Linked DNA regions of Mus musculus: region 1 is linked to region 2. A link is a loop called in an ENCODE intact Hi-C map of the cell type or tissue named here. Cell type or tissue: left cerebral cortex. All regions are shown on one strand. Each heading gives the region's core, and the rest is flanking DNA. Links, peaks and the distances in the headings are about the cores only.

Region 1 (15,898 bases), core at 5,213-7,712, 350 kb before region 2:
TTCAATGAAGTAGCTGGATATAAAATTAAATCAAACAAATCAATGACCTTTCTGTACACAAAGGATAAACAGGCTTAGAAAGAAATTAGGGGGAAAAAACACCATTCTCAATAGTCACAAATAATATAAAATACCTTGGCATGACTCCAATTAAGGAAGTGAAAGATCTGTATGATGAGAACTTCAAGTCTCTGAAGAGAGAAATTAAAGAAGATCTCAGAAGATGAAAGACCTCCCATGCTCATGGATTGGCAGGATCAATATAGTAAAAATGGCTACCCTGCCAAGAGCAATCTACAGATTCAATGCAATCCCCATCAAAATTCTAACTCAATTCTTCAATGAATTAGAAAGGGCAATCTGCAAATTCATCTGTTGTAACAAGAAAACTAGGATAGCAAAAACTCTGATCAAAGATAAAAGAACTTCTGGTGGAATCACCATGCCTGCCCTAAAGCTGTACTACAGAGCAATTGTGATAAAAACTGAATGGTACTGGTATAGCGACAGACAAATAGACCAATGGAATAGAATTGAAGACCCAGAAATGAACCCACACACTTATGGTCACTTGATATTTGACAAGGGAGCAAAAATCATCCAGTGGAAAAAAGACAGCATCTTCAACAAATGGTTCTGGCACAACTGGTAGTTATCATGTAAAAGAATGTGAATTGATTCATTCCTATCTCCTTCTACTAAGATCAAATCTAAGTGGATTAAGGAACTCTACATAAAACCAGAGACACTGAAACTTATAGAGGAGAAAGTAGGGAAAAGCCTGGAAGACATGGGTACAGGGGAAAAGTTCATGAATAGAACAGCAATGGCTTGTGCTGTATTATTGAGAATAGACAAATGGGACCTCATAAAATTGCAAAGCTTCTGCAAGGTAAAAGACACCATCAATAAGATAAAAGGCCACCAACAGAGTGGGAAAGGATCTTTACCTATTCTAAATCAGATAGAGGACTAATATCCAATATATATAAAGAACTCAAGAAGGTGGACACCAGAAAATCAAATAACCCCATTAAAAATGGGGCTCAGAGCTAAACAAAGAATTCTCACCTGAGGAATATAGAATGGCTGAGAAGCACCTGAAAAAATGTTCAACATCCTTAATCATCAGGGAAATGCAAATCAAAACAACCCTGAGATTCCACCTCACACCAGTCAGAATGGCTAAGATCAAAAGTTCAGGTGACAGCAGATGCTTGCAAGAATGTGGAGAAAGAGCAACACTCCTCCATTGTTGGTGGGATTGCAAGCTTGTACAACCACTCTGGAAATCAGTCTGGTGGTTCCTCAGAAAATTGGACATAGTACTACATGAGAATCCTGCAATACCTGTCCTGGGCATATATCCAGAAGATGTTCCAACCGGTAATGACACATGCTCCACTATGTTCATATCAGCCTTATTTATAATAGTAGAAGCTGGAAAGAACCCAGATGCCCCCCAACAGAGGAATGGATATAGAAAATGTGGTACATTTACACAATGGAGTACTACTCAGCTTTAAAAGGAATGAATTTATGAAATTCCTAGGCAAATAGATGGACCTGGAGGGCATCATCTTGAGTGAGGTAACCCAATCACAAAAGAACTCACACAATATGTACTCACTGATAAGTGGATATTAGCACAGAAACTTAGAATACCCAAGATATAAGATACAATTTGTGAAACACAGGAAACTCAAGAACAAAGACCAAAGTGTGGTCACTTTGCCCCTTCTTAGATTTGGGAACAAAACACCCATGGAAGGAGTTACAGAGACAAAGCTTGGAGCTGAGATGAAAGTATCGACCATCTAGAGATTGCCATATCCGGGGATCCATCCCATAATTACCTTCCAAACTCTGACACCATTGCATACACTAGCAAGATTTTGCTGAAAGGACCCAGATATAGCTGTCTTTTGTGAGAGTATGCTGGGGCCTAGCAAACATAGAAGTGGATGCTCATAGTCAGCTATTGGATGGATCACAGGGCCCCCCAAAGAAGGAGGTAGAGAATGTAACCAAGGAGCTGGGGGAATCTGCAACCCTATAGGTGGAACAACAACATTAACTAACCAGTACCCCCCGGAGCTTGTGTCTCTAGCTACATATATATCAGAAGATGACCTAGTCAGCCATCCGTGGAAAGAGAGGCCCTTTGTTTGTGCAAACTTTATATGCCTCAGTACAGGGGAACGCCAGGGCCAAGAAGTGGGAGTAGGAGGGTGGGGGAGTGGGTGGGGGAGCGTGTGGGGGACTTTTGGGATAGAAACGTAACTGAAATAAATACCTAATAAAAAAAGAAGGATTCTCTCCCTGCAATGACCTTTCTCGTAAGTGTTTACTGTTTTACAGTTAGGAGGATAAAGATCTAAAGAAAGCTGTTCAGAACATAATTCTCATCATGAACATTATGCTGACTACTAGCATATGAATTATTATATTTATGGTGAAATGTTAGGAAGTTACCCTAACCATGATCTAGATGACCAAATATTACCAGTGTCATTGACTTGCATGATTTTAAACTCACCAACTGATATCACCTCCTCTGACTCACTTTGTGTTCCACAAACACACCTTGCTCTTATCTACAAAATGTTCAGTCTGTGTTATTCCTTCTGCCTGAAATTCGCTTTCCTGAGCATTCCCATGACTATTTTTCCCCTCTCATAATTCAAGTTTCATTTGAAACGTCACTTATTCAAAGATGCCCCTCTGTGATGGACTTCAAAGTAGCCTCCTTCTGTCATTACCTGTCACGTCACTCTGTTTTAAATTCTTGCTATCACATCTCAGCATCAGAACAGTGTCAGTGCCAATTACCAAGGCAGTTATAAATAAAATATACACAGCCATTCATCAAAAAGATCTACAAGCATTTATTATAAGGAGATATGCCATTGAACACTGTGAGCATTTGAGGAACATCTGTAACTGTCTTTTCTCTCCCACATTCGCTTCATTTATATTCTCTGATCTCCTACCCTCTGTCCATGTTCTCAAATCTCTGGATACTCAGTGTTTGTAACCTGAACAATTACAGCAATTTCTGTGGGAGTAAGAAAACGAGGTACATTTGAGTATCAGCTATAGACTAAAGGTTGTTTTAATGCTCTCCCCAAAAGTCTTTTTTATCTTTCTTTTTTATCTACCAGGTATGTGCAGCTTTCTGGCATTGCAAACAGACGTTATAATCAACAAAGGTCAAGAACAGCCCAACAAAGAAGAAAAACTGCACAGAGTGTTTTAAGTGTATACATGAGGTGGTATGTGTAGGTGTGTGTATGATAGGCTGAACATACACATTATATTGAACACATGTTTTGTAAACTGTAGGTTGGACATATATTTATCCTTATCAGAACCTATGGTTAATCTGAATCCATATCTATATTGTCTATGTCTCTCTATCTCTATTTACATGACAGGATATCAGATATAATCCTACATTGAGCAGACAGAACACAAAGACTACATTCTTAAATGTGTCATGGTTTTAATGCATTGATGGAAGTTGGAAATTCACTGGAGTATGTTGAAAAACAGCCAGATCAGAACATTAGTTAGGAGCATTGGAAAGCAAAGATACAGAAGAAACATTGACACCAGACTTCTAAGTAAAGAACAAACATGAGAGGGCAAAGAAACTTGCTTGCACACACTGCTCAATCAACTTTCAATGCATGTCAGATTTTGGCAGTGGCAATGGATATAAGAATATAAGAAGGTATTAGAGAACAGCAATATGAATGCATTTTTTAGTTAGTATGGAACACTCTCCTGCACCTGAAGTCTTCATAATGTGACTCACCAATGTTTAGCTGAAAGACCAGGGGCTGGTTGATCTCTGACATCTCTTAAGTCAACCGCAATACCAAATGGTTGTGACTGTTCCACCAAATTGACCCTACTATACATCTACATAAAATCTACTTTCATTTTCTTACCACTGTATAACACTGTAAAATCAAATAACCCCCTTAAAAGATGGGGCTCAGAGCTGAACAAAGAATTCTCACCTGAGGAATACCGAAAGGCTGAGAAGCACCTGAGAAAATGTTCAACATCCTTAATCATCAGGGAAATGCAAATCAAAACAACCCTGAGATTCCATCTCACACCAGTCAGAATGGCTAAGATCAAAAATTCAGGTGACAGCAGATGCTGGCGAGGATGTGGAGAAAGAGGAACACTTCTCCATTGTTGGTGGGATTGCAAGCTTGTACAACCACTCTGGAAATCAGTCTGGTGGTTCCTCAGAAATTCGGACATAGTACTACCGGAGGATCTCGCAATCCCTCTCCTGGGCATATATCCAGAAGATGTCCCAACCAGTAAGAAGGGCACATGCTCCACTATGTTCATAGCAGCCTTATTTATAATAGCCAGAAGCCAGAAAGAACCCAGATGTCCCTCAACAGAGGAATGGATACAAAAAATGTGGTACACTTACACAATGGAGTACTACTCAGCTATTAAAGGGAATGAATTTATGAAATTCCTAGGCAAATGGTTGGACCTGGAGGGCATCATCCTGAGTGAGGTAAACCAATCACAAAAGAACTCAAATGAAATGTACTCACTGATTAGTGGATATTAGCCCAGAAACTTAGTATAGCAAGATATAAGGTACAATATGCAAAACACATGAAACTGAAGAAGAACGAAGACCAAAGTGTGGACACTTTGCTCCTTCTTAGAATTGGAAACAATCACCCATGGAAGGAGTTACAGAGACAAAGTTTGGAGCTGAGACAAAAGGATGGACCATCTAGAGACTGCCATATCCAGGGATCCATCCCATAATTAGCCTCCAAACGATAACACCATTGCATACACTAGCAAGCCTTTGTTGCAAGGACCGTGATATAGCCATCTCTTGTGAGACTAGGCCGGGGCCTAGCAAACACAGAAGTGGATGCTCACAGTCAACTATTGGGTGGATCACAGGGTCCCCAATGGAGGAGCTAGAGAAAGTATCCAAGGAGCTAAAGAGATCTGCAACCCTATCGGTGGAACAACATTATGAACTAACCAGTACCCCAGAGCTCTTGACTCTTGCTGCATATGTATCAAAAGATGGCCTAGTCGGCCATCACTGGAAAGAGAGGCCCATTGGACACGCAAACTTTATATGCCCCAGTACAGGGGAATGCCAGGGCCAAAAAATGGGAATGGGTGGGTAGGGGAGTGGGGCGGCGATGGTGTGGGGAACTTTTGGGATAGCATTGGAAATGTAATTGAGAAAAATATGTAATAAAAAAAGGGAAAAAATAAAAATAAAAACAAACAAACAAACAAACAAAAAAGAATGAATTTATGAAATTCCTAGGCAAATGGATGTACCTGGAGGACATCATCCTGAGTGAAGTAACCTAATCACAAATGAACTCACACAATATGTACTCACTGATAAGTGCATATTATCCCAGAAACTTAGAATACCCAAGATATAAGATACAATTTGCTAAACACATGAAACTCAAGAAGAACGAAGACCAAAGTGCAGACACTTTGCCCCTTCTTAGAAATGGGAACAAAACACCCATCGAAGGAGTTACAGAGACACAGTTTGTAGCTGAGATGAAAGGATGGACCATCTAGAGACTGCCATATCCCCCATCTCCTCCCCCCCACACTTCTCTACCCACCCACTCCCACTTCTTGCCCCTGGCATTCCCCTGTACTGAGGCATATAAAGTTTGCAAGACCAATGGGCCTCTCTTTCCACTGATGGCTGAGTAGGCCATCTTCTGCTACATATGCAGCTAGAGACACGACCTCCAGCGGTACTGGTTAGTTAATATTGTTGTTCCACCTATAGGGTTGCAGACCCCTTTAGCTCCTTGGGTACTTTCTCTAGCTCCTCCATTGGGGGATCTGTGTTCCATCCAATAGCTGACTGTGAACATCCACTTCCATCAAATTTATAAGCAAGTTTTTTATCTTTTATGACAGTTGATTCTCCCCTTTCTTTTATTTCTCAATAATACAAGTGTTCATATCTTCCAAATTATTCAATTTTAGTCTCTTTAAAACATATAAACCATACCTTAATATATAATTACATGTCTTTACGTCTTCATTTTACTTATTTATTAAAATCCATGTTACTATTTTCTCCATTATGTGGTGGAGTGTCTGTGTATACTCATGGGTCTGTGGACAGGGCAGGATGTGGGTGCTAGGTATTGAACTTGGGTCCTCTTCAAGAGCAATATAGGTTCTTAAAAGCTAAGATATCTCTCCAGCCACTATTCGTCCACTTAGAAAAACACAATCAGAATGTATTTGCCACATGTATGAAAATTTCAAAGTACAGATTTAATCGACAAAAAAAAAAAAAAGGAAGATGCATTAATTACACTTTTGCATAGCCTATGATTTATGCAATTGATATTGATCTCTCATCTTCAGCATCTTCATTTCTCATTTTGCCACACAGCTTCTCTATTAGTTACTAAATCCAACTTATTTTTTTCTAATTCAACTCAAATTGCCTTAAAAAAATATCAGTTCATTTTGCCTTTTCTATTAAAGTATTTTCAAATCCAATGTTTAGATGTAATTGATTTATGAAAAAAGTTTTATTATGCACATGTTTATGTCTTTGACTACTTATCTTATGTAATGTTTATTGTACCAAGAAAATGGGTTGAATTGGCCCTTAAAACCCCTTCAAATGCATATTGGTAACTAAGCATTTGCAATTCATGGGAACTGCCACTAGATGGAAACCACAGACCACACTGATTTCACACCTTAACTCTTGGGGAATGATGCCCCACAACAGTTTTATAGCTATCCAACCTATGCAATAATCTCTTTGTTTATTCATCCATTAAGCTCTTTGTAAATCATATGTATGTCTAAGCATCTACGTTGATATCAGTAGCCACATCTTCAAATTATACACATATATTTAGACGTACTATACTGTAGGAAATTATAATTCAGTAATATTTCAATTGTCTTATTATCAAATTACTTGAAAACTGAAGAAGCGTTAAATATGTTAAGATGCTTTATTTTCCATTATTTTATTTAATTGCTTGATTACTTATCTAGTAAAAGTAGAATTCAAAGGCATTTAGACTCAGGTCTTCTAGCTTTCTCTATTAAAGTATTATTTGCCTGAATTTCAAATTACAGTGTTAAAGTAATCTGATTCTAATATACGGAAACTCAGAAAAGTACATTTCTGGTCATGCTTAAGAATTATGGCATCTTTAAGGGAATTATTGACATATCTACCGGATGTTGCTAATTCTTTCTTTGCCTCATAGTTTCAGCTGCATTTCTGCACATGGCGATTTACAGACTTCATTTTGGAAGGAGACTAAAATACTAATCAAAAGTCTGCATGATGATTTGTTCTGATTATCAACTTGCTACAACTTAGAATCACCTGGTTGAGACCCTCAGTTGAGGAACTGACTGGGTTGGCCTGTGGCTATGTCTTTGTTGGAGATCATGGTCACAGCACATACCCTGAATATGGCTGGCAGAACTCTGATGGTCTGGGCTCTGAGTGTTGTAAGAGAGATAGCTGAGCATCTCTGTGAGCAGGCAGAATATGTGCATTCTGTCATTACATCCTTGACTGTGAGTTTGATGTGACTACCTATAGGATCCCTGCTTCAATGTCAATGAAATGATGGACTGCAACCTGAAATTGTTAACCAAATAAAACTTTTCTTCCCTGTGTTGCTTTGGGGATAAGAGTATTTCATCATAGTAATAGAAAGTTTTCCTCATCCATTTCTTCAAGCAAGGATGAATTAGCACCTAATGAAAACAAATAGCTTTCTGTTTCTTTGGGGAAGGGTGACAGTCAAAATCAGGACTACAGTTGGCTTCTTCTAACTTTGCCTTTGGAAAATAGACAGTGCACTCAGAGCAATGAATTCCATGGCTTTATTTTACTTTAATTGTTCTGTCTTACACATTTCATTATCCTGAATTAGTTGGTAAATTCCATAACAGAAATTGTATACTCTAATTTAAGTGAGAGCTGAGGAAGGGTACTATAAAGAACTTTAGAACAGCTCTGTATGTAACACACCTGCACTGTGTTTAAGGACAATGATGTTATTTGTTATTCCAAAAAACTTTTCTCAAGAAATATTACAATAAAAATAGCCTTTAGGAAATAACTTTGTCTCTCAAGGTTTCAATACTTCACAGACTTTTTATTTTTATTTATTCATTTTTCCATGTATTTTTGTAGTAGGCAATAAATTAATAAAGGCCAGGCACAGGCTGTTTCTCCTAAGTGTACCATGGACCAGCATGAGAAATGCATGCTTTTTGAGGTAAGGGAAAGTTATTGATCTAATCACATGTATACATTAGGTATCTAATAACATGTTAAGACTTTTATAGAAACCACCTCATTTGACACAGGAACACTTGGAATTATTACATATAGCTGATTATTGATCACAAAAGTGTTTGAAAAGTCTACTGCATTTTGTAATCATTCTATTGTTATTTTGGAACTACCTCTCCTCTAATTAAAAGAGAAGAATTAAGCACAATTGCTAACTTGCTATGTGAGACCAACTAAACGAAAACAAATAGATGTGGCCAAGCATTTACTTCCATGTTTATGTGTCTATTCAGATACAGTACTTGAAATAAAATGAAGCAAACTCAAATTGTATTGCTTTGTACATAGAAAACAAACTCTGTGCTACTCTCTGCACCAGTGAACAACTTCAAAAGGCATTAGATAACAAAGGACATAAAGGACTATGTAGCAATTCTAAACTACTTTCTGGTATGGTACCTTGTGTTTGTTTGTTCTATTATGCAACTGGCTTTTCATATTACTGACATTTACATTCATGGAAATAATTAGTCTTAAACCTCAAAAAAGCTCTATTCATGATTTACCAATATATATAAAATGGTTCAAGCTAATCGAATTTCCTTAATGCAAGTAAAAATCAATGTACAGTCAAGAGCAGCAGTCTTAAAAATCTAACTTTAAATTGAATATAATTAAAGAAAAGACTTTTGAAAACATGGAAAAATTTAAAGTTTGTAGGACATTTTCTTATGTTCACTGCAACACCTATTAGGGAAACATCAATATAATTGAATATAATTCAAACAGACATTCAATTAAGCCCCTGCTACATCTCAACTATGTGGAATTGTCAGTTTCATCTAAATTACTGATGGTTTTGGAGATATAAACCTTTATATAAATAGCTAGTGATTATGATTTCACATAGTTTTTACTCTGTACTAAAACTGCAAAGTTGTTTATCTTTTCTTTATTTGTGATTATTAAAAAAAAGAAAGCTGGCCTGAAACTCAGAGACTGGTCTGCCCCTGCCTTGTCAGTGCTCAGATTAAAGGTGTACACATAAAATGCAATATTTGAAATTTTAAGGATCTTTTGGAAGCTTAAAATCTACTATTATCTGACGTTCTCACAGATAAAGTATTTAACTGCTTATTACTAATATTTCAAAGAGAAGTAACAATCTTTCAAAATATGCCAACCATTTTTGAAAGCTTTGCTATTCTCCTACTATTAAAAAATAAAATAATTATGAAGCCATTTACTATCTTATAAAGACAATAACAACATTCTTCTCATTTCCTGGTATTTGCATCATTTGTCTTCTTGGGATAAAGAGCCCCGGCATAGGTGAATTAAGGGGCACTGGGTTTCATCTGCTCAGAGTTTCAGGGTCTAGGGCTTAGTCCCTCATGGTAGATTATTTACTACTAAAGCACTGCATACACATTCCGGAAGCAATAAAAAAAAAAAAAAAACCATGATTTTGGTTTGTTGTTTGTTTTTGTCCTTTTCATTTATTTTGAGTTCCTAGTTCATGCTGTCTTTTGAGGGTGAATTTTCCTACCCACATTGCACTACTCTAACTCCTCACAGACGTCAATTGCTGGTTTCCTAGGTGATTCTGGTTCCAACCAAGTTGAAAATCCATATTAACTACTGTGGCATTTAGATTTCTCTATGCATGAAACTTTGAACAGATGTTTCATTCAAAACTATGCTGTGTATGTCACTGGATAGCTGCAAATTTGTTATTGTTTCAAGACACTCACAAATTCCCACAAGAGATGGGTTTTGACAATTAAATATCATGCAGTGAACACACTGAAAGAATAATTTAAAATAGAAACACAAATGTATGAAAAAATAGGTTTGGGAGGTAATTAGCAAGAGACTCTAAAATTTATTAAAACTATCATTTTGTTGGTAAGATACAAGATCCACACTCCTGTTTTTTTTTTTTCCAACATACATGCTGTCTGTTGATCTCTCTAAAATTAACTAAGTAAAAGCAACACTTTATTTCTCTCATAGGATAACAAAACTAGAAATAAACATAAATGCAATAAAAATACAGAGATTTGTTTATTTACTCAACCATGCCATTCTAATGTTTATCTTATGCTAATTCTTCTAGTAACTGAAGATAAAATGGATTTTATTCTATTTACCATTAGAGGGTGTAAAAGGTGGTAAGGGATTAAAAACATTTTAATAAACATTTACTGTTACAAACTCTGATAAGTGAAATAAAAGATAAAACGTGAGGAAGAAACAGAGTGAACCCCACTAATGGACTTTAGAAATGGATAGGAGTTGGTTACAGATTACAATAAGAACAATGTGAGAACTATCAACAAAAAAGAAAGATGGCTGGTGAGTGTAGTGGATTGGTGCCATGTATGATAGTCTGGGAGTAAACAGCACAAATACCAGTGTGTTAGAAACATGAGCAGGAAGTTGAGGCTATTGGGAGGTGGTAGAGACTTTAGCAATAGGCTCTAGAGAAAGGTCTATGGTAATGAGAAGCACATGCCCTTGATGGTGATCAGAAGACTTTAGTACTTTATTCTTCTTTCCTCTTTGACTTCTGTCCAGGAGGTAAACACTGCTTCTCCACACACTGAAAACCATGTGCTGCTCTGCCAAAAACTCACAGGCAATAGGACTGGCTGCTAGTGAACTGATAAGTGCAACATGATAAGCCAAAACGAGTGCTTTCATTTCAGAACATTGTTAAATCAGGTTATATGCTATAGGAATAGAAACTTTATCATAAGTATGTTTTGGAATTGGTATGGGGACACGCAGGCAGGCAGGCTATGAATTTTAAAGCATCTTAGAAACAAATGAGTGTATGTTCCCTTGATTTTCCTGTAGAAACCTTAACGTAATAAATAACAGTGTTTCCTTTCACTTGCAAGATTATTTAAACAGCACCTTTTTTTAAACTCTGAAAGGTAAATTATGTACACAGAACATTTGGTCTTTGTTGTGAGGCAAATGGAGCCATAGTAGTGCCTCCATCTTAGAATTGGCAAGATGGGCGTGCTGGTTTAGAAAATTTCCTAACAGGAAACAGACCCCAGTCTGACAAATGCCAGAAGAGAAACCTTTGTTCACTAGAAGCATACACTTGATCGTGATAATAAGACTCTAGCTCTTTTTTCTTCTTTTCTCTTTGACTTCTGACCGATAGGGATATAAAACTAACATAAAACAGTAAACAGCCAGACTAATAATATTTCCAGAGTGAATAATATATGCATTGAAAACCACTCAGAAAGGATAGCAATTGAAGTTTTAAGTTACACATAAGTATAGGGGAGGAACATATAAGGACATTCTCCAGCAAGTGATACTTCTGAACTCAGACGTATAGAGGCAAATAAGCTAAACACTCAGAATATTAAAATATAGTATTTACACTAGTGCTCAAAAGTTGGGAATAAAGTACAGTGGAAGCCCGACTTTAAATGAGCTCTCAGAGCTAATCCACAAAACATAAAGCGCAGCTATGAATGCAGAGACAATCATAACATCTATCTTTTGGGTTGTGCAAGATAATTAACAGCAATTGGGCCTGGATGTAAGACAGGGATAATCAAATATGGTAAAAGAGTTGGTCACACCGCTGTGTTTAGAAACAATCCCAACATTTACCCAGAGATCAATTTATATCCTTAAAATATTGCCTGTTTACTATTAACAGCATAATCCAAATGTCATCAAAGTATTCTTTGGTTGGTTTTGGCTCTCAGCACCCAAGTTAAAAAATGAACTACATGTTGCTTCTAAAATTCATCAGATCTGTAGATCAGAAGTGCATGTGTTTCCCTTCTGTGAAATTGCTGCATATTTTCCAGAGTAATGATTTTTAAAAACTTGAGTGGATATATTCTACTTTCAGTACAATTCCTGAGGCTTTGAAATAACATGGATTCTTGTGTTCCATACTGCACACTTGTATGCAATGCCCTATGGCCCTTCTCAGAATAAACCTGTGGCCAGAGCACACTTAAGCTTTTTGAAATGAATGTGAATTGTGTCAAAAGATCCTCACAGGCAGAATTCTCAGGAATACTCTCTCGATGTTATCTATTGACTTGATCAAGCAGAAGATTTTTGCCTTGTTCTAGGTTGGGTAGTCACACATTCGTTCATTATATAAAGAGTGGGATGTGATCACTGGACCTCTGGGGATTAAGAGAAGACAATATTTTTCAAGGAATTCTATCATTCCATTACAATAAAGTTGGAGCAAATGAGGAAAAGAAAATTGAGCTCTATCAGAAGAATCAGTAATTGAGTTGGTTGGTGACTGATGATTCTTGGAGATAAAAATTAATTATCTATCATGAATTTTGTTGAGCTGACTGTCCTTAAATAGTATTAACATGTGTCCCTATATTTTAAACAATTTACTCTGAACTGACAATTGTTATGTGCTAGTAGGATTATTCTGCCTAGGCCAGCAAGGTAACAAGCTTGCCACATTGTAGGGAGAGGCTGGGAAGTCAAGTTAGATGAGCCACAAGAGAGTTTGCCCAAGTAAAAGACCTACAGTTTTAAACTATATTAGAATACTTCCTGTCATTATTGGACCTCTGGTGGGTCCAAGAATGTCCTGTAATAGAATTTATCTGCATTTGTGACAGAAACCACATATGACCTTGCCAATTCTTCTAGATATAGAAACATCAGTTAATTAGATTTAAGATCAAATCAAAAAAAAATAAAATATATATTAAGTATGAAACTAACTTTGAGATGTCTGCCTATGCAAAAGAAATAAAAAGTGTTCAGGGTCAAAAGTCAATTTATTGTTTCTTTTTCTTTTTCTCTTTTTTTTTTCTTTTTACATTGTTTTAATTAGATATTTTCTTTATTTACATTTCAAATGTTCTCCCCTTTCCTGGTTTCCCCTCTGCAAATCCCCTATCCCATCTACCTCCCCCTGCTCACCAACCCACCCACTCCTGCTTCCCTGTCCTGGCGTTCCCCTACACTGGGGCATCGAGCCTTCACAGGACCAAGGGCCTCTCCTCTCATTGATGTTCAGTAAGGTCATCATCTGCTACCTATGCTGCTGGAACCATGAGTCCCTCCTTGTGTACTCTTTGGTTGAAGGTTCAGTCCCTGGGTGCTCTGGGGGTACTGGTTGGTCCATATTGCTGTTCCTCCTATGGGGCTGCAAACCACCTTAGCTCCTTGGGTCCTTTTACTAGCTTCTCCACTGGGGAACCCATGCTCATTCCACTGGCTAGCCATGAACATCCATCTCTGTATTTGTCAGGCATTGGCAAAGCATCACAGGAGAGAGCCACATCAGTCTCCTGTCAGCAAGCACTTGGTGACATCTTCAATAGTGTTTTGGTTTGGTAACTGTACATGGAACGGATCCCCATGTGGGACAGTCTCTAAACACTCCCTGTACCCTGAGACTCTGCTCCACACCTCATCTCTGTATCCCCTTTCATGGGTATTTTGATGTCACTTCTAAGAAGGACTTTGGTCTTCCTTCTTCAGCTTCATCCATATTGTCTGTGAGTTGTATCTTGGGTATTCCAAGTTTCTGGGATAATATCCACTTATCAGTGAGTGCATATGTGTTCTTTTGTGATTGGGTTACCTCACTCAGGATGATATTTTCTAGTTCCATTCATTTGCCTAAGAATTTCATGAATTCATTGCTTTTAATAATTGAGTAATACTCCATTGTGTAAATGTACAACATTTTCTGTATCTATTCCCCTGTTGATGGACATTTGGGTTCTTTCCAGCTTTTGGCTATTATAAATAAGGTTGCTATGAAGATAGTGGAGCATGTGTCCTTATGACATGTTGGAGCAACTTCTGGATACATGTTCAATAGTGGTGTAACTAGGTCCTTGTGTAGTACTATGTCAAATTTTCTGAAGAACTGACAAACTGATTTACAGAGTGGTTGTATCAGCTTGCAATCACACCAACAATGGAGGAATGTTCCTCTTTCTCTATATCCTCACATGTATGGATGTTGGCAATCAGGTGGCAATATTATGAGAACCACTGTCTATTATGAGTGAAGGTGATGATGGATATATCAGAGACAAAGTTGTTACAGGTTTATGGTGACTGAAGTGTGTGTGTGTGTGTGTGTGTGTGTGTGTGTGTGTGTGTGTGTGCGCACATGTGTATGCAGTGTTCAGATGCTTAGGAACAAGTTGCATACCTGATGCCCTTCCTCAGGTTCAGCTATGGTTTTGTTGTTGTTGTTTTGAGACTGGATTTTTCTCTTGGTTGGAATTTGCAGAATAATTTAGGTTGGTCAGGATCTAGTTCCTCAGCACTTAAGTTTTAAAGTATATGCCAAAAGGCCCAACTATTGTCTTATATGGGTTTCATGGATCCAACTTAGGTCCTTTGGCTCACAAGACTAGCCAGGCACCATACTAACTCAGCCATCTCCCCAAATTGAAAATAATTTTTAACTTTAAAGGAGGCATGAGTGACCAAGGCATAGGAGAAACATCCCATACTGGGTGGTTGAAGACAATGACCTATAAAAGGAACTTTGTCTTGCTTGGTCTGACTTCTAGAACCCAGCTTAGAGAAAGTGAACAATTACCACAGAGAGCACTTACAATATGTTAACTTGAGTTCAGTCTAGAAAAATGAAACAAAATAGAAATGTTGACAAGAACATGAATATTCTGTGGCATTATGAGGAATGGTCTACAGACTTCATAAAGCTGTGCTTAGCTGGAAATCTACTTTCTAACACACTCGGAATGTGTCAGTAGCATAAAGGTTTGGGACCCTAATCTCCCTCACTTCCCAGTGTTTCCAGATCTTCCCAGGAGTCATCTATTATTGAGAGCTATTATTCATTATCCTAGTGCAGAACAAGTTTCAGGTAAAGAAAAGCTTAGATGCTTGAATGTGGTTATAGGCCTTTATTCCCAGCACCCAGGAGACAGACACATGCAGATCTCAGTTATGTTCAGTTAGTTCAGTCGAGGTTGCTGAGTCCCATGAATCAATTTGGAGTCAGTGCAGTGAGTACAGTGCTGTTGAGTTCATTCCTGAGTTCATTCATTTCATTCAGGAGAGGCAGTTGAAGCCAGAGAACAAAAAGAAGCCAGAAGATTAGAACAAATGACCAGAGCAAGTTTGAGGCCAAGCAGCTCAATTCAGTTAGAGGCTGAGAGAAGCCAGAGTGAATCAGTTTGGAGGAGAGTTGGAGTCAGAACAGCTGAGTTAGACCGGCCACCCAGAGTTCAGAAAGAACAAGAAAGGATGACCCTATTCAGCAGTTAGCCTCGAGACAACAATTTCATTTGGCAAACTAAAGATACACGTACATGAACCTGTTTTGAATATATGACCAAAACAGGAAAGACGAGGAAGAATTTGGGTAAAGGCCTCTTAAAAGATTATTGTGCTGCAACATCCTTAAATGAAGAGGGGAAGTCATAGGGCATTGTGTACAACACGTATTTGTACAATTCTTACTGGGAAATTATTGATAACTATAACCCATGAACATCTCTTTTCTTATCTTCATCCTTTAGAAATAGTGGATTTATCTTA
Region 2 (15,898 bases), core at 5,984-8,483:
ACAAATACTAATGACCTTGCTAAAGGCAATGGTTGCTTATAAATAGCCTCGATATGAGTAACAGTAGTATATACCTTTCTTGCCAGCCTTCAATCCTGTTTAATATGCTAAGCATTTAATCCTCACTGTGTCACTGTGAAAGGGATCATCAAACCCATTGTTCTTATACTAAAGTTGGTCTGTGGAAGATCCATGGAGTGTCAGATATCACAAAATACTAAACTTGGGAACCAGAATTTGAACTAACCTAATTTTATTCAAAGCTTATGTAATGCCCTGCTAAAAGAGAACAAAAATTGTAAGGAAAATGGTTATCACTTCCCCTTCTAAGCTCATTTATACTTTCCTACTGGGAAAATGTCAAAAATAAAAGGGAAATAACACCTACCTCATTTAAACTTAAATGACAGCCTTGTCAATTTGGTCATTTTTCATGTGTTAAAAATATTCAAAATTATTACAATAATTGCCTCTGGCTTTCTAGATTCAAAAACTGAAATACTATTCTATGAGTACTTGAATGATTGGAATGATTTAAAATCAGCCTTCCTGGCTCTCATTGTGATACCAACACTGCTTACAAGAGTTTGTAGCTGCCAGCCCGCTCTATGGAAACCACAACTATATTAATTATGTTAAGACTTTAATTTTTCTATATATAATCTGTACAGCATCTATCGTCTTAATCCTTTTGTGATTTTCTTTTTAGCTAGATGCACACATTTCCAGAGACAGATGCTTTTGCTGTTTTGCTCTTATAATGTCCTAGAATTTACATTAACAATAATTGAATGGCATTTCAGGTTTGATGAACAGCCCATTGCGGGTTGAAAGCAATCGAAAAACAAGAAACTCCAGTAGGCAATATGTGGTAGAAAAGGAAATAGTTTGGCATATGCAAATTTTCATAGTGAGACCATATGTGTCAATTGACATATTGCTAATCCAGCTCTCTTTCTTCATCATTAATACTGGAAGTAAAACTTAATGCATTTTATACGTCTAATCCTTTCACTTCTGCCACCTTGTGAATGTATTAGAAATAGACATTACTGTATGAACAGAGAGTGGTGAAGGGAATTCTTTCTCTGCAGATGTTTTATCTGATTATAAACTTTGAATAAACTTGTCTCCTGTATGTTCTCCATCATTTACACACTTTCTATTTGATATTTTCTGCTGCCCTTTAAGCATAACAATTCCACATTGGGACCATCTTGGAAACTACAGATTCAGGGTGTGGCAGTAGAGCTTGTAAGGACTGCAAATGTCTGGTTACTAATGGATTATTTTTCTCCTTACTGAAATCCTCTTAATGTCTCATATATGTTTGGTTCTATATGAGTACTGTGAAACCACACACACAAATATGAAGAGCACAACTTCAGTCTCTAATGTAGCTTCAAGGATACTCATTATCCTTTTCTCAATCTTTGACCATTCTGTAAGCCAAGCAAGAAAAAGAACATTGCATCACAAATGTACCCATATTTCATCCCGAATGCTTAAATATGAGGGCATTTCTTTTTCTCACTTTAATTCTTAGCTTCTGCTGTGAGATGAGTCTAGATGTTCCCTTGATGGTTTTCATTGGCTTAAAATACATAAGAAGAGGGAAGAGATAATTTCTTAATTGTTGTCATGGCTACTCCTAACAATTTACTCAACGTGCTTCTGCATACATCTTAAGTTCCTCTGCCTTTCTCATATTTCCCTGTACATTAGAGCTTGATTCAGTTCCTATTACAGTAATTTATTTGAGAAAGAATAATTGATTCAGCATAAGCATGTGTAACTTAGAAATGAGAAGAGAAGAAACTTCCTTTTTTAATTTTTTCCTTCCTTCCTTCCTTCCTTCCTTCCTTCCTTCCTTCCTTCCTTCCTTCCTTCCTTCCTCCCTCCCTCCCTCCCTCCCTCCCTCCCTCCCTCCCTCCCTCTCTCTCTCTCTTTCTCTTTCCTTCCTTCCTTCCTTCCTTCCTTCCTTCCTTCCTTCCTTCCTCTCTCTCTCTCTCTCTCTCTCTCTCTCTCTCTCTCTCTCTCTCTCTCTTTCTTTCTTTCTTTCTTTCTTTGGTGGATCAGATGGGTATCAAAACCGCAACACACAGTGCTTCACATGATCTCCCATAGGGAACTGTGATGAATTCGTCACATACTGATCCTCTGTGTCACAGGGAATAATTAAACACGTGTCACAGTAGAATCCGTGCTTCCATCCTACAGTGATTGTGAATGAACTTTCTATAAATTAAAAATGTAACCGCCTTACAAACTTGAATTTAAAATCTGCATTACCGCTAATTAAAAACAGCTTGGATCTAATGAATGTATCATTCTGCCTGTACCATGTTCATAGTGGACTACCCTGGTACATAGTGAAAACTATTAATTATTCTGATCTATAGCATTTCTGATCTCTAAAAAGTTTGATGGGAAGGAACAAACATTTTGTTTGTTCAGCTTTAGTAATTAACATAAGAAAGCATAAAACAGTTTTTCATGTACTGGTTATAAATTATCTGTTGTATTTATATTAAAGAAATAAAAATAAACATACACAGGTGGAGAAAATAATGATCCCTACCAAAAGGAAGACTAACCCCTAAATGAGGAAATGATTGACATTGGATGCGCTGGGACATGTTGAAGATATTTAACTATCTCTTTCAAGAGAGGATGTTTTGTGGAGGAAACTGAAGTAAGACTTATGATAGGCATAGTCCTATGTGACAGAGTCACATAGTCACATAGAAAACAGAAGACTGTTTCACCAAACTTCCATATCCTCAATGGGAATCTCTTAGGACTTCATACAAATCATTCTATGTGAAACATGACAAAGCTTTGATATGAATATAAATTCTAAACTTAGTTAAATAAAAATAAGGAAACCCACATGGTCAAATGACGTAGACAGCCTAGTTGGTTTTGTTTTTTTGTTTTTTTTGTTTTTTTTTGTTTTTTGTTTTTTTTTCTAGACAAGATTTCTCTGTAAAGCCCTGGCTGTCCTGGAACTCACTTTGTAGACCAGGCTGGCCTCAAACTCAGAAATCTGCCTGCCTCTGCCTCCCAAGTGCTGGGATTAAAGGCATGTGCCACCATGCCTGGCTAGTTGGGGGATTTTTGTTGTATTGTTTTCTTATCTGCTAGAAAATCATCACAAGCCTGCATTTCTAGAAATTATACATTCTGAACAGTTCTCAGAAATCAGTGCTTAAAAAATGTATGGATTTTGCATCTTTTATTTTTTATAACTACAAAATGTGGAAATCTTTTCATGTTGTAAACAGTCTTGCATTAATTTTTGGAACTCTTGTTTTTGACTTATTTTGAGGTAGCTAATGTGCTGAATATTTTAAGAAATGAAAAAGTTTAGGGTAGCCTTCCCATGTTCACTTGAGTTAATAATATGGAAAATATGTATAATATTATGAGGGGTAGTAGTTAACTCTAAGTTGTTTCATTATTCTATATATCACCCTTTCACTCCACCTATGACTCAAGGTTGTAAGAGAGACTGATGCAATTTTACCTTAAGAACAGTAACATATCACATATTTAAAAAGAAAAATAAAATTAAGATTTATCACCCAACAATTAATCACATACCTATCATTAGAATCTAAAAACCATATTTACAATCAATAAACCATTATTTATTGTACTATACAGACATACTGTTTAAGTAATGTAACAGACACAATTTTTGGGAAGAACAAATGAGTAAATAATTTAAAAAAATCATATAATCATAATAATGTAATAGCATGTAAATCAATAATTAAAATCTTAAAAAATATCGCAAGAATTATTTTAAATATTTAACTTCAACCTTATAATATCCACCTGCTTGCAGTGTATTAACAATATTTTATCAATCTACTTTGGATTTATAACGAAATGAGGAAAGCTACAAAAGCATTCAGAAGAATAACTTGGGAATTCTTACGTACTTTGTTATTTCTTTGGCAACATGCAGAATTATTATAAATAGTATATGTAATATAAAACTACTGTTAATGTAAACAATTTGTAATAATACAGTATAACTTCAAAATAATTAAACATTACGTTCAAAAGTATGAAAGTAGTTTTCTCCTGTGCCCTATACATTACCCTCCTTAAATTCATCTTGCATTGCAAAATAAATACAATTTAAATTAGATACTAGTTAGAAAGACTACATGTGTTGAAATATAGCACCAAAAAAAAAAGATAAAGGAAAAAGAAAAATGAAAGTGGTCATTTGGGGAAGGTTCTCATGTTTTGATGGTTTAGAACTCTCTTAACTTGAGCTAGGTCCTGCCACTTACTGTAAGAGTTGTTTTACTTTAACCTGTGCAGTTTTCGACTGTCCTGAACAAGAACCACTGGTTGTTGCACACACACAGCTGTGAAAATAGACCGGCTTGTGTCAGCATGTGACATGTTCTGAATAACTGCCACGGTCCTTATTGCTGCCAGTGCTTGCAGTTGGATATCATTCCCATCCTCGGCATTTTGCAGCATTAAGATAAACATAGTAACCCATGATTTCTGGAAAGAAAAGGCTTTTGAAAATGAATTGCTGAATTTAAATAACATATCACATGCCACATTGAAATCCTGTTGTATAGCCTATAGTATATAAACCACTAATGTTTAAACATTAGCAAGCTAGTGCACCGTAATATCACATCATTACACACACACACACACACACACACACACACACACACACATATGTGTGTGTGTGTGTGTGTGTGTGTGTGTGTGTGTATAATCACAAGTTGCAGTTTATTCAGTCACATTTACTAATAGTTTAACTTTTACTCATCAAAAATTACATAATGACATAAAATTTTCCCATCAATGACTTTTTAATCTGTAAAAAATTGAAAACTGTGAAATTGCTATTTGGCTTGAATCATTACATTATGTAAGAATATTCATCAAAATCTTATCAGTGTCTTTTCTTCCATAAGTTTTCTTTTCAAAACTTTTCCCTTGAATTTCAATTTGTACTATTTCCATCACTAGTATCCACATGGTTTTACTATGCTGTAAGAATCTTTCAGAAAGAACAAGTAAGTAACTGCTTTTCTGCCACTCAAACCTTCCAGCTCCGACATTTTATTACTTAAAACTAAAGATTAGTTTCATGTCACAAGAGTCAAAATCAGAGAAACTTTTCTGGAGATTGGAATTAGTCACAGTTTAAAAGTAACTTCCTATGCTAATTGACAAACAACTTTCTCATTAAGCCTCAAAATCAATAGCCAACAATTTAAATTGTTACAATCTCATTAATTAGATTAATCAATTAACAGTTCATGTTAACGATCCCAGAAAAAATTTCAGATTGTATTACAAAATAGTAAATAATAACATAAAATATTTTCTTTTATTTTCCTAATTTGATTGAAATTTTAATAGCAATATACTGATTACTACTATTAACGTTATTCTTTGAATAAAAGATTGGAAAAATATGTGATCAATATGTGGTTCCAAGTTCACATACAAAGCTGGTATCTCCTCTGAATATTTTAGAATGACAAAGCCCATCATACTTAAGTCTGAAGCTAAATTTCAGCTTGGAAGTATGGTCAAGATCAACTCAATGAAAGTATACCAGCATTGTCTTTCAAAATTCCAATCCACTAAAAATCCAGAGCATTTAGTTTATTTATAGTTCAGATACTGATGATGAGTTCTTGTAATGAAAAAAAAATCAGATGTCTTCCATATAATTCACAACTTTCACTGCATAAATGCAAACTTAAACTCTGTTAAGTATAGGTAAAAATATTCAATTGCTATCAATTCACATTGCTGCTGTCTAAAAGTGGATTACTTAGTCCCTTCTATGTGAGAAAAGTACATAGAATACACAGGTGATGACCCATGAAATTAAGCATATTAATATTATAAAGCAATCCTTGACACTGAATAGAGAAGTATAGTGTTTTCATGAAGTAGGCTGTAATCCCTTGTTCAAAGTTTTTCTTCTTTAAAAAAATACATGCTGTATTTGCTAATCAGCAGAAAAACAGCACTACTGATTTCCATCAGCATTTTGTGAAGGATAGTTGGTATTCTTACTCTCTATGAGAGTTACCTAGACACAGGATTAACTCTTACTGCAAACATAAGCATACTAATAGTTACATGCTAAGTAGAAGGAAGGCAAAATATCACACAGCCTGTTTAGCACATGAGGGAAGGCTTTTAGCAACAAAGTTATCAAATGTTGGAGGTGGGGGATTGAATATAGATTCTTAATAATTGTCTCTAGCAATTAACCTACCAGACCACATTAGGAACAGAGGAAACAAAAGACAAAGTTTAAGTTTCCACAGGATAAGAATCTTTTCATATATATACATATATATGCAAATGATTGATTTTGGAAAACCACTTTAAAATCTGAATAACTTAGTTGGCCAGATGCACTTAATACAGACACGCACACAAGACAGAAGGCAGAAACCAATCCCTGTAATTGAACTTGTACCAAAGCACTTCTGACTCCTTTCCACCCTGCCCCCTTCAAGTCAAAAAATTAATCACTGACCAATTGGAAGAGTATATACCTTCTCTTCTTGACCTTGGATTCTTTCTCATTTTATGTTCCATTCACCATTCACCGTGTCATGAGCTGCAAACCAGGACCTGCTCAAAGCCCAAAGTCCACAAAGTCCCTGTATTCAGTCCTATGAGGACTTGGGAGAAACTCCTTATACTTTTTCTCTATATGCCCCCAAACAGTGCATATCTAACCCATTCTCCTGGCCCCCTTGCCCTGACTGGTACTTACCTGATGCTCCGCGGGTTCTGCAGATTTCACCAGGTGTTTATCCTTGTACAAAGACCAGAGACCAATGTTGGGCAGGAAAATTAAAGCCACGGTGAATAACAAAGTCATTTGCAGAAACCTCTTCTGTTTCCTCTTCATTGCAAAGGATAACAATGGAGAAAAGTTAGAGATGTCTCCCAGACTACTTCTTGAGTTTAATGCCAAAGTCCTTTCCTCTTTCCTGGGAAGCACCAGAAACTGAGGGGAAGCAAAAAACTTTTGTTGTGTGCTCAGCACCAATCTGCAGGGTTCAGAGGGAGTTGGCCATCTGCAGAACAAACGCACAGTTACTTTCCCCCAGAAAACTATGACGACGGCATTATCTATTGGCTTAGAAATAAACGAGTCAACTGAGGAAATCGTTAAATCTATTGACCTCCATTAATATAAAGCAGTGGAGTAAATACGATCGTTTCATAGAATAATGGTAAGTTATGAGGAAGTCGAGAGCATGCTAGATCTATCAGTAAATAGGAGGTGTTTGTCTGTCGCTGTTTGCCCACCATCCCCCGCCCTTAGTGTGGGAGGTCCGGGATGTAGAGTCGGAGATGAAAAGCGAGAACTGAATGGGAGGGAGTGGCTTGGTCCAGTCAAGTGTCTGGAAGAAAAGTGTCCGCTTTTGACATTGGCACAACACCTTCCTTATCTTCCCCGAACAGCTTTTTATTTGCTTGCTTTGGGATAACCCACCTGAACTCAAGTTCAACTCCCTTGGAAGCCAGCTTGTCAGGCAAGATCCAGGGACACCATAACCAGGTCAGAACTATGTTTGGATAGGGGTTCACAAACTCCTGGATCTTCATGCGCCGTCAGAACACTCCTCTGCAGGCAGCATCTAGGCGACCTGGGAACCTGGCTGGAAGGAGGCTACAGATGTCAGCGGAGTCCAGCCAGGAAGTGCAGGCGCAAAGACGTCCCTTCCTCCAAGTGCAGTCCTGGGAATGAGAGCCTCAGAGAAGTGTGCTCTCTACCCATCAATCTCGCCCCCTTCCTCTGCTGACGCTCTCACGCTCCACTGTTCATGTTACCATTCTTTTCCAGCAACTGAACGAACCCAGCGAAGCATCACCAGCACCCCCAGGGCAGTATTTCTGATCTCCACTTCACGGCAAGGGACGGATGGCAGGCGGCGAATGTCAAGTGTGACCGGGCTTTACAGGCAAGTGGGAGAGGGCGCGCGGAGGATGAGTGAGGACGGCGAGAACGCGCGTGGAGCTGGCACCCAGGGGTCCGCCTCCCGCTGGCTGTCTCCTGCCTGCTGGCGATGATACTGGTGTCTACCACGTGCGGGAGCCTAGAAGCCGGGAGGGGAGGGCGAGTCACGGCCGGAAGGTAGTGGCCACTGCCTCGCGGCTGCCAGATGCTACATAAACAAACCCAGAGGCTAGGGGGAAGGAGAGGAGGATGAAGGCGGGGACAGAGAAATCGATTTGCAGCTCCGGGACAATCGGATCCTCTCTTCTCGGGTAATCTCGAACCGGCAGGGAGACTGGTTCGTCTCTGAGCTCACCCGAAAGGCGCCAGGCCAGAAATTCCGGAGTACAAGTCGCCCTGAGCGGGAGGGCAATGGAAGAATTCCTCCATGGTCCTGATGGGATCGCAGCGAGGAAGGCGCGGCAGCGACAGCGAGCAGAGGCAACCCAGTCTGGACTGGTCCCTGAGAGGAGGGTTTCCCCAGAACCTACAGCTCAAGCCAGGTACGTAGCGTGGAAGGAGAAAGAGGATTCCCACGCCGCGTGGACAGCGTTGTTAGCCGCAGCTTCCAGACAACACTGTGGAGAACAGAGGCAGCTCAGCGGGAGTCGGCCAGCACCTGGGGCCCAGGTTTAGATTTGGCTTCACTAACTGATGCTTCTCCGCCCTACCATGCCTGCACCTCCCACTGCTGATAGCTGAGAGGTCTTCTGGTTCCTCGCTTAGCTCACACACCCCTCCCTGGTTATCCAGAAACCTTAGAACTGAGATAAGTCTCCAGCAGATGGGACCCTTCCCTCCCCGTAGAAAACGGAGTCAACACACACAGGAGAACCTGTGGCCTCTCTAAGGAACCTTTGTGCCTGCCTGGCTCAGGATCCAGAGCGCCTAACTCCTGGTGTGAACTTAAGTAAGGTGATGGATGGCCATGCCATGCTGCGCAGCATCAGGCTATCCAGAGCCTCCCAAAACACTGTGGTCGCCTCCTTGTTACAGTCTAGAGAGTGATGCCCATATGCTTGAGATATAGAGACCTCACTCCAGATGGTTTTCTCCTTCATCCACTTTTTCCCCTTTCCCCCTCTCTCTAATTTCCCTCCCCCATCCCCCGCCTTTTTTTTTTTTTTTCTCTTCCCCTAGTCTTCTCTATCCACAGGGACTCAAGCCTCTCAAGACCCAGATTTGACCCTGGAGAGTTAACCTTTAAACTGTTCAGGTTATTCATTTAAAACAAAAGGGACTGGAACAATAGAGGTTGGCTGTACTGCTACACAAATAAAGCTTTATGTTGTAAGCACTTGTTCTCTGTGGATGACTTGCCATCTCAGAAAAGTTTCGAAACACACTAAATACATATTTTGAATGTGTGCTTTCTGTACGTAAAAATAGTTTGCTTTACATTTTACACAAGTGTAATTTGAAGGTGCAGAGGGAAGAGGGTTTTAATCACTGCTTCCAAACCACACACATATACACTCTTATTGGTTCTGCGTAATTTTCAAATCCTGCTCTGAGTTAAAGGAGTTCTATAACAGAATTTGAAGGCCTGGAAGCCATGTACTAAGGGAGAGTTGTTTTGGAATAAATTAACTGTCACGAAAAACTGTTAGGAGAACTATTTAACTTTATTGGATTTTTTTTTCATTTTTGGACACAAGTTACTGATAAATGACCTGAAGGGAAGTAAAAGTGCTTTGCAATTAAATAATAAAAATATCATTTTAAGCAATATCTCGTCTTTTATTCCTTATCAAGACTCCTAAATCTGATATAGCAATACACAGAATTGTCTGCCAGTCCCGGGATGTGGAATTGGGTGACATGTCACCATTTAAATGTTGGTAGAAGAACCTCCATATACTATTCAGTCACAGATTAAAATTGTCAACAGTGAGTATGTCTCATTATTTGTCTCCTGGCCAAGCACTCGCAAAATACAAGGTAGACACTAGAAGAACATTTCTTTTAATGTATATTTTAAAATGGTATATAACATATATACGTTGCAATATATATATATATATATATATATATATATATATACATATATATGTGTATATATATATACATATATATATGCACACACATACATACATAAATACAAATATGTTTTGTAACATTTTCATGTGTATGGGGGGGTGGGGTGTGTGTGCAAATAGTATGTCATTGAACCAAATGCCTGCAGAGGTCATAAGATGGTATCAGATCCCCCACAACTGGAATTTTGGATAGTTGTTAACTACCATGTGGATGCTGGGAATTGAACCTGCATGATCAAGGAAGTGGTCATAACTGCTAAGTCATCGCTCCATTCTCCTCGATGATAGTCTTATTGTGTTCACCTGAGTTTACATTAGGTTTCCAGACCATCACTTTCACAAATCCCACTTAGTAAACATTATTTATATAATTTTTTCTGTTTTCTTAGGATGTTCTTACTCATTTATAATTCTGTGACTCGGTAACAAAGTTATGTCAATCCTCAAAAATAAGGGGCAAGAAAAGCACTAAAAATAAAGATTTTAGGTTAATCTTTCAAATTTTCCTAAATTATTGTTACTTGTATTGATTAAAACAGATATATAAAATGACTCTGTAGACATGAAGAGGCTTGTTTAAAATAAATATTAGTACTACTTCTTACAGCTTTAAGAAACATTTGCCTTATAGCTGGTCAGTTCCCTGTGGTTTCTTCTCTTGTGAGTCATATAACAGCTTCACGTAATCACATCCTTATGTACTTAGCAACAGGCCAATAACTCCAGGAACACGTGGAAGAAGGCAGTTTGACCTTGAGTAACAATGGGAAAATAGAAGGAACCAGGCTGTTTAGCCATTTGGATGAAGTAAACAGGTTTGTTCCTCACATCTCTCTAAAAAGAACTGTTTATGGCTTAAAAGTAATTATTTTGTTTTCCTGATTTTGTTTTCCCTGCTCTGAACTGGTTACTTCTGCTTCATAAAACCATGTTTAGAGTAACCTGCTTGAAGATGGTTAGCAGCAGGTAGAGGATGCTACTTGCCAGAATTATCTGAGAGGGGCAATCTTTTTTGGGGGGGGAGAGGGGTTATTTTATTTATTTACATTTCGAATGTTATCCCCCTTCCTAGTTTCCCCTCAATAAGCCCCCTAACCCATATCCCCTCCCTCCTGCTTCTATGAGGATGCTTCCCTATCTACCTGCCCACTCCTGCTTCACCTCCATAGCATTCCTCTACCCTGGGGCATCAAACTTCGATTGGACCAAGGGCCTCTCCTCCCATTGATGCCACATAAGGCCATCCTCTGCTATATAAGAAGCTGGAGCTATGGGTCCCTCCATTTATACTCATTAGTTGGTGGTTTACTCCCTGAAAGCTCTGGGGGATGCGGTTGTTTGATACTGTTGTTCTTCCTATGGGGTTGCAAACCCCTTCAGCTCCTTCAGTTATCTCTAACTCCTCCATTGAAGTCCCTGTGCTCAATCTGAGGGTTGGCTGCAAGCATCCGAGTCTGTATTGGTCAGGCTCTGGCAGAGCCTTTTAGAAGACAGTCATGCCAGGCTCCTGTCAGCAAGCACTTCTTGGCATCAGCAAAAAGTGTCAGGGTTTGGTGTCTGCAGATGGAATGGGTCCCTAGGTGAGTAGTGGCTGTATGGCCTTTCCTTCAGTCTCTGCTCCAATTTGCATTTCCTTGAGGCAGGAATAATTCTGTGGTAATATTTTTAAGATGGGTTAATGGCCCCATCCCTCAACTGGGGGGCGGGAGGAGGCTTGCCTAAACTCTGGATAGGGTCTCTACAGGCTCTCTCTCCCCTTTGTTGGGTATTCAAGCTAATGTTATTGCCATTGGGTCCTGGGAACCTCTTGGTTTCCTGGCATCTGGGACTTTCTAGTGGCTACCCCGTGTTCCCTATCCTCCATTGCTGCATACTTCCGATCAATTCCATGACTCTCTGTGCCTCTCTCATGTCTCCTTCCACACCTGATCCTGTCCCCCTTTTTCCTCCCTTTCCTTCTCTCACCCTAGTCCCTCCCTTGCTCTGCCTCCTGTCATTATTTTGTTCCAACTTCTAAGTAGGACTGAATCATCCACACTTTGGTCTTCCTTCTTCTTGAAATTCCTGTGGTCTGTGAGTTGTGTTGTGGGTGTGTGTTCGTTATACAATCACATTCTTCGACTTCTCTTCCACTTGGTAATAGTGTATGACTTGAGCTGCTTATTACATGGTAGGCAGGATCCCAAAAGAGTATCCCAAGCACAAATTGTCATGGAGGAATACTCAAACCCTCCCGATGTCTCATAAATAGTCAACTAGACTATGGATCATCACAGTCTGACTTCCCCAATGGTCAGAGCACCAACCCAGATTCCTTTGCTAGGCAGGTAAAGAAAAAAAAAATGTGTATTCAGTAAAAGGATTCCTTCATAATGCAAAACTGCCCTTAAAAATGATAGGTGCCAAAGCTGTAGTAATGGGAGTTTATCTGAAGGCTTAATCCAGTTAGTAAATAGCTAAGCAAGAGGATGGTGAAGATGGTTGGTTGGTTTTGTTTTGTTTTGTTTTGCTTTGTTTTGTTTTGTTTTGTTTAATCCTATTCAATTGTTTGCTTTGTTCTTTTTATTTCAAAAATCTTGGTTTTTTGTTTTGTTTTGTTTTTTGTTGTTTTTTGTTGTTGTTCTTTTTAGATGCATTTTTTTTTTTTGAGACAGGTTTTTCTGTGGAGCCCTGCGTGTCCTGGAACTTGCTCAGTAAACCAGGGTGGCCTCAGAACCAGAGATCTGCCTGCCTCTGTTGGGATTAAAGGTATACTCTGGTTTCTTTTCAGATCAAATGAAATGTTTACTTGTTTGCTAATGAGAGAACAGACAAGGGTGTGGCTTTAGGTGAGTAGGAAGGTCAAAAGGATCTGGAAGGAGTTGGTAGAGGGGAAACATCATCAGGTATGTGATTTTAAAAGAGCTAATTTGAATTAAAACAAAATAGTGATTCTAGGGATTGGAGAGATGGTTTAGGATTCATGACCACTTACTGAATCAAAGACTCAGTGACTTAAATATTTATCTTATAACTCCAGCTCACTGGGATCCAATGCCCTTTCCTGGATTTTTCAGGCTCTCCTATGTATTTCACTATTTTTCATTAACCCAAACACATAAAGATAAGTACAAGTAATACAGTTTTAATATAAAAATCAATTTAAAAATGATCCAGAAATTAAAAAGAAAAATGCCCATTTACCAATTATTTAAATAAATAAAAATTAATTATATCATTATATATTTCATTTTACATGAATAAATTATAAGAAAATTTTGTAAATATTTTTCAGAAAATACAGCATTTACCACTACATTAGGAAAAAAATGTGATTAAAGAATCACCTTCTATCATTAAATTTTGATTGCTCTAAAGAACACACACACACACACACACACACACACACACACTCATACACAGGATAAAAAGGTGTCAGCACCTTGATGAAGTTGCATTCAATTATATGTGCTAACAATTAAAAAGCAACAAATGCTAAGGGGAAAGATATGCCTGTTTCTACTTGACGTAAACAGTTTATACCTAGGAAAGATCTTCGTTTTTATTTCATTTTAATTCATATTATCAAATTTTACTACAAATAGTTTTTTTTCAGCATTAGGGGAAAAAATATAAACCAACAGGCTTCTAAAATATGGTCATTGTATTGGTGACTAGTTTAGAACTACATGCCCATATCAATAATTATGGATAATCAACTCATATATAAAATACTATCAAATTTATATCTTCACATATTATTTAAAATAATCTTTAGATGATTTAATATAATGTAAACATCATAGGAAACATTAAGTTTACCATTTAGAGAATAATCACTAGTAGAAAATTCTGTATATATTCCCAAATCATAGCATTTGAAAGTTATCTTCTATTGGAGAAGTTGAGCTAACAGATAGGAAATCCATAATTATGGCTACCTGCCTATATTTATGTGTATGATTTATGACTTGTTTGTTAAGCCAATATAATTACCATTTACCAAACATATATCAAAACATACAAGGGAGGGATACTGGCAGGAATAGAGGCCTAGATCAGATGGTCTTAACATACATGCTTTATCTTCTAATCTAAATAAGATTAGAAAACATACAGAAGATATGAATAGTTGGTAATATCGTCTAACCTGTATTTAACCATGATAAAGCTGATAGCTGAGCTATAAAATTATAGAAGAGTAAAGAAAAAGGAATGATTACCATCAGTAAACCATAGGCGATGATGTCTTCTATAACACCAACAGTAATGAGGCTGAAGAGAGAATATACCCACACATTCTCACTATCAAAGTGAACTCGGTGGTTTTAAAGAATGAATATTTGCTACAGCAAGTGGCTCAAAGGTATTTCAAGCTCCCGATAGAAACATTTTCAGCACTGTTTGGCACTACTAAAAGCTTAGGAGGTTCAGGTTTTAAGAGGAGATACAATATTTGTTTACAGAGCTGTTGAGTTTTCACAGATAAGAGTCAAAAGATTTATAAGCATTTGCAATTTATCAGAAAAGCATGTATAGGCTGTCACAAAGATATATAAATGTAGAGAACATTATAGACCACCTCAGTCCATAAGAGAATGAAAATATAAAGAAGATGAGCAGTTGTAAAAGAGAATTAGCAACTGTATCAAACCAAGATTGTAGAAATGAGGAGAAAGCATCAGAAGACCTTGAAACAAATAATTCATTTGAGTTGAGAAAAAAATGGTAGAATCAAAGGAAGAGGGCAGGAGGCCACTCTTCATAAAATGAAGTTGACAAAACCGCTGAGATTGGAGAAATCTTCACTCTATGTAACTATTGCAAAATTTGCTTAAACTATTAAGAACTAAAGTGTCAGCAGCCTTAAGAACAAGTAGCTTTTTAGATTCTAAAAAAGATGACCTCTACAGAAAAATCTGATAAAGTTTTAATTAGTGTAATTGTGTTAAACACTTAATGACTGAAGCACGGAATGCATTTAATTTTGTGTAATATAAGCATACTGTATTTATCTCTAAAAGCAATGATCAAAAAACATTAAAGGATTCTATATATCATTTGTTCACAAGAATTTTGAGTTATTTTCTACTTTACAGTGAACAATAAATTTTATTTTTATATGGTATTTATGAATTTATTTTTCTCCTTTTCATCTTTACTACGTAAGAAATTATAGACAACCAAGCCAACTCAGTTAAGTTGAAAATTCTATAGTGATAAGACTTTTGTAAACATGGGGAGGGAAGAGTGAAATTCTCCCTATTTTATGTGTTACTGTGGTGGCCAAAACTAAATAATTTAAACAAAAATGTTTTTTAAAATGGCAAGACTTATTCACATAGCAAATAGCATCAAAATTAATATGCAGATATTGGGGTTTATTCATAAGCTAATAGCATACCATGTTTTAGCTTACAAATTTAAATGATAATTTAATTAAAGGCAATATACCCTTCAAAAAAGGAATTCTCCTAAATCACCTTTATTGGTAACATTTGTCTAGGGCTACATTTAAATTGTAATACAAGAAATCCTTTTGGTACACTAAGTAATTAATACAGTGCTGTTATTAGTAATAATTATGTCATTGTATAATATATTATTATCACTAATATTTCACTAAAATATATTGTGATTATTTTCATTTGTTGTGCTACTAATTACTGCTTGATATTAAGATTTAGACGTATGAGTAAACTTATTTTACTTTAATTAAGTGAATACTTTCAGAGTCTTTGTATCACAACTAATTTTAATAAATATTCTCATATTAAAGGTATGGTACTCAAACATCATTAGGTTAAAAAAATTTGAAATTTTAATCAGCTAATACATAAAACATATGAGT

The links. Hi-C counts contacts between places; a loop is a spot of excess contacts. Peaks named below come from ENCODE experiments on the same cell type or tissue, not always from the same donor. Only the 100,000 strongest peaks of a DNase experiment are listed, where the experiment ranks them.
Region 1: it touches region 2 in a loop (5-fold over the local background); 2 of 42 quality-filtered maps call a loop at or near these places.

Annotation. Positions count from the first base shown.
Region 1 is chr8:58,559,536-58,575,433 of GRCm38, forward strand. All of the region lies in intron 1 of Galntl6 (UDP-N-acetyl-alpha-D-galactosamine:polypeptide N-acetylgalactosaminyltransferase-like 6), which reads right to left. Among named protein-coding and RNA genes, the nearest start is that of Gm15881, 130 kb to the right of the region's middle. In left cerebral cortex, for the core only: a CTCF peak has its summit at 6,732 (motif pointing right); a DNase peak (open chromatin) is centred at 6,738.
Region 2 is chr8:58,904,541-58,920,438 of GRCm38, forward strand. Galntl6 (UDP-N-acetyl-alpha-D-galactosamine:polypeptide N-acetylgalactosaminyltransferase-like 6) reads right to left here and starts at 7,087. Exons shown (of 12, transcript NM_175032.3): 1 at 6,797-7,087. The coding sequence starts at 6,934. It overlaps BC030500 (cDNA sequence BC030500), which reads left to right and starts at 7,215. Exons shown (of 3, transcript NM_173411.2): 1 at 7,215-7,262; 2 at 7,877-7,994; 3 at 8,320-9,758. The coding sequence starts at 7,969. The coding sequence ends at 8,665. In left cerebral cortex, for the core only: no CTCF peak of the experiment used is centred there; DNase peaks (open chromatin) are centred at 7,107, 7,637 and 7,952; H3K4me3 peaks cover 2,500 bases; H3K27ac peaks cover 1,003 bases.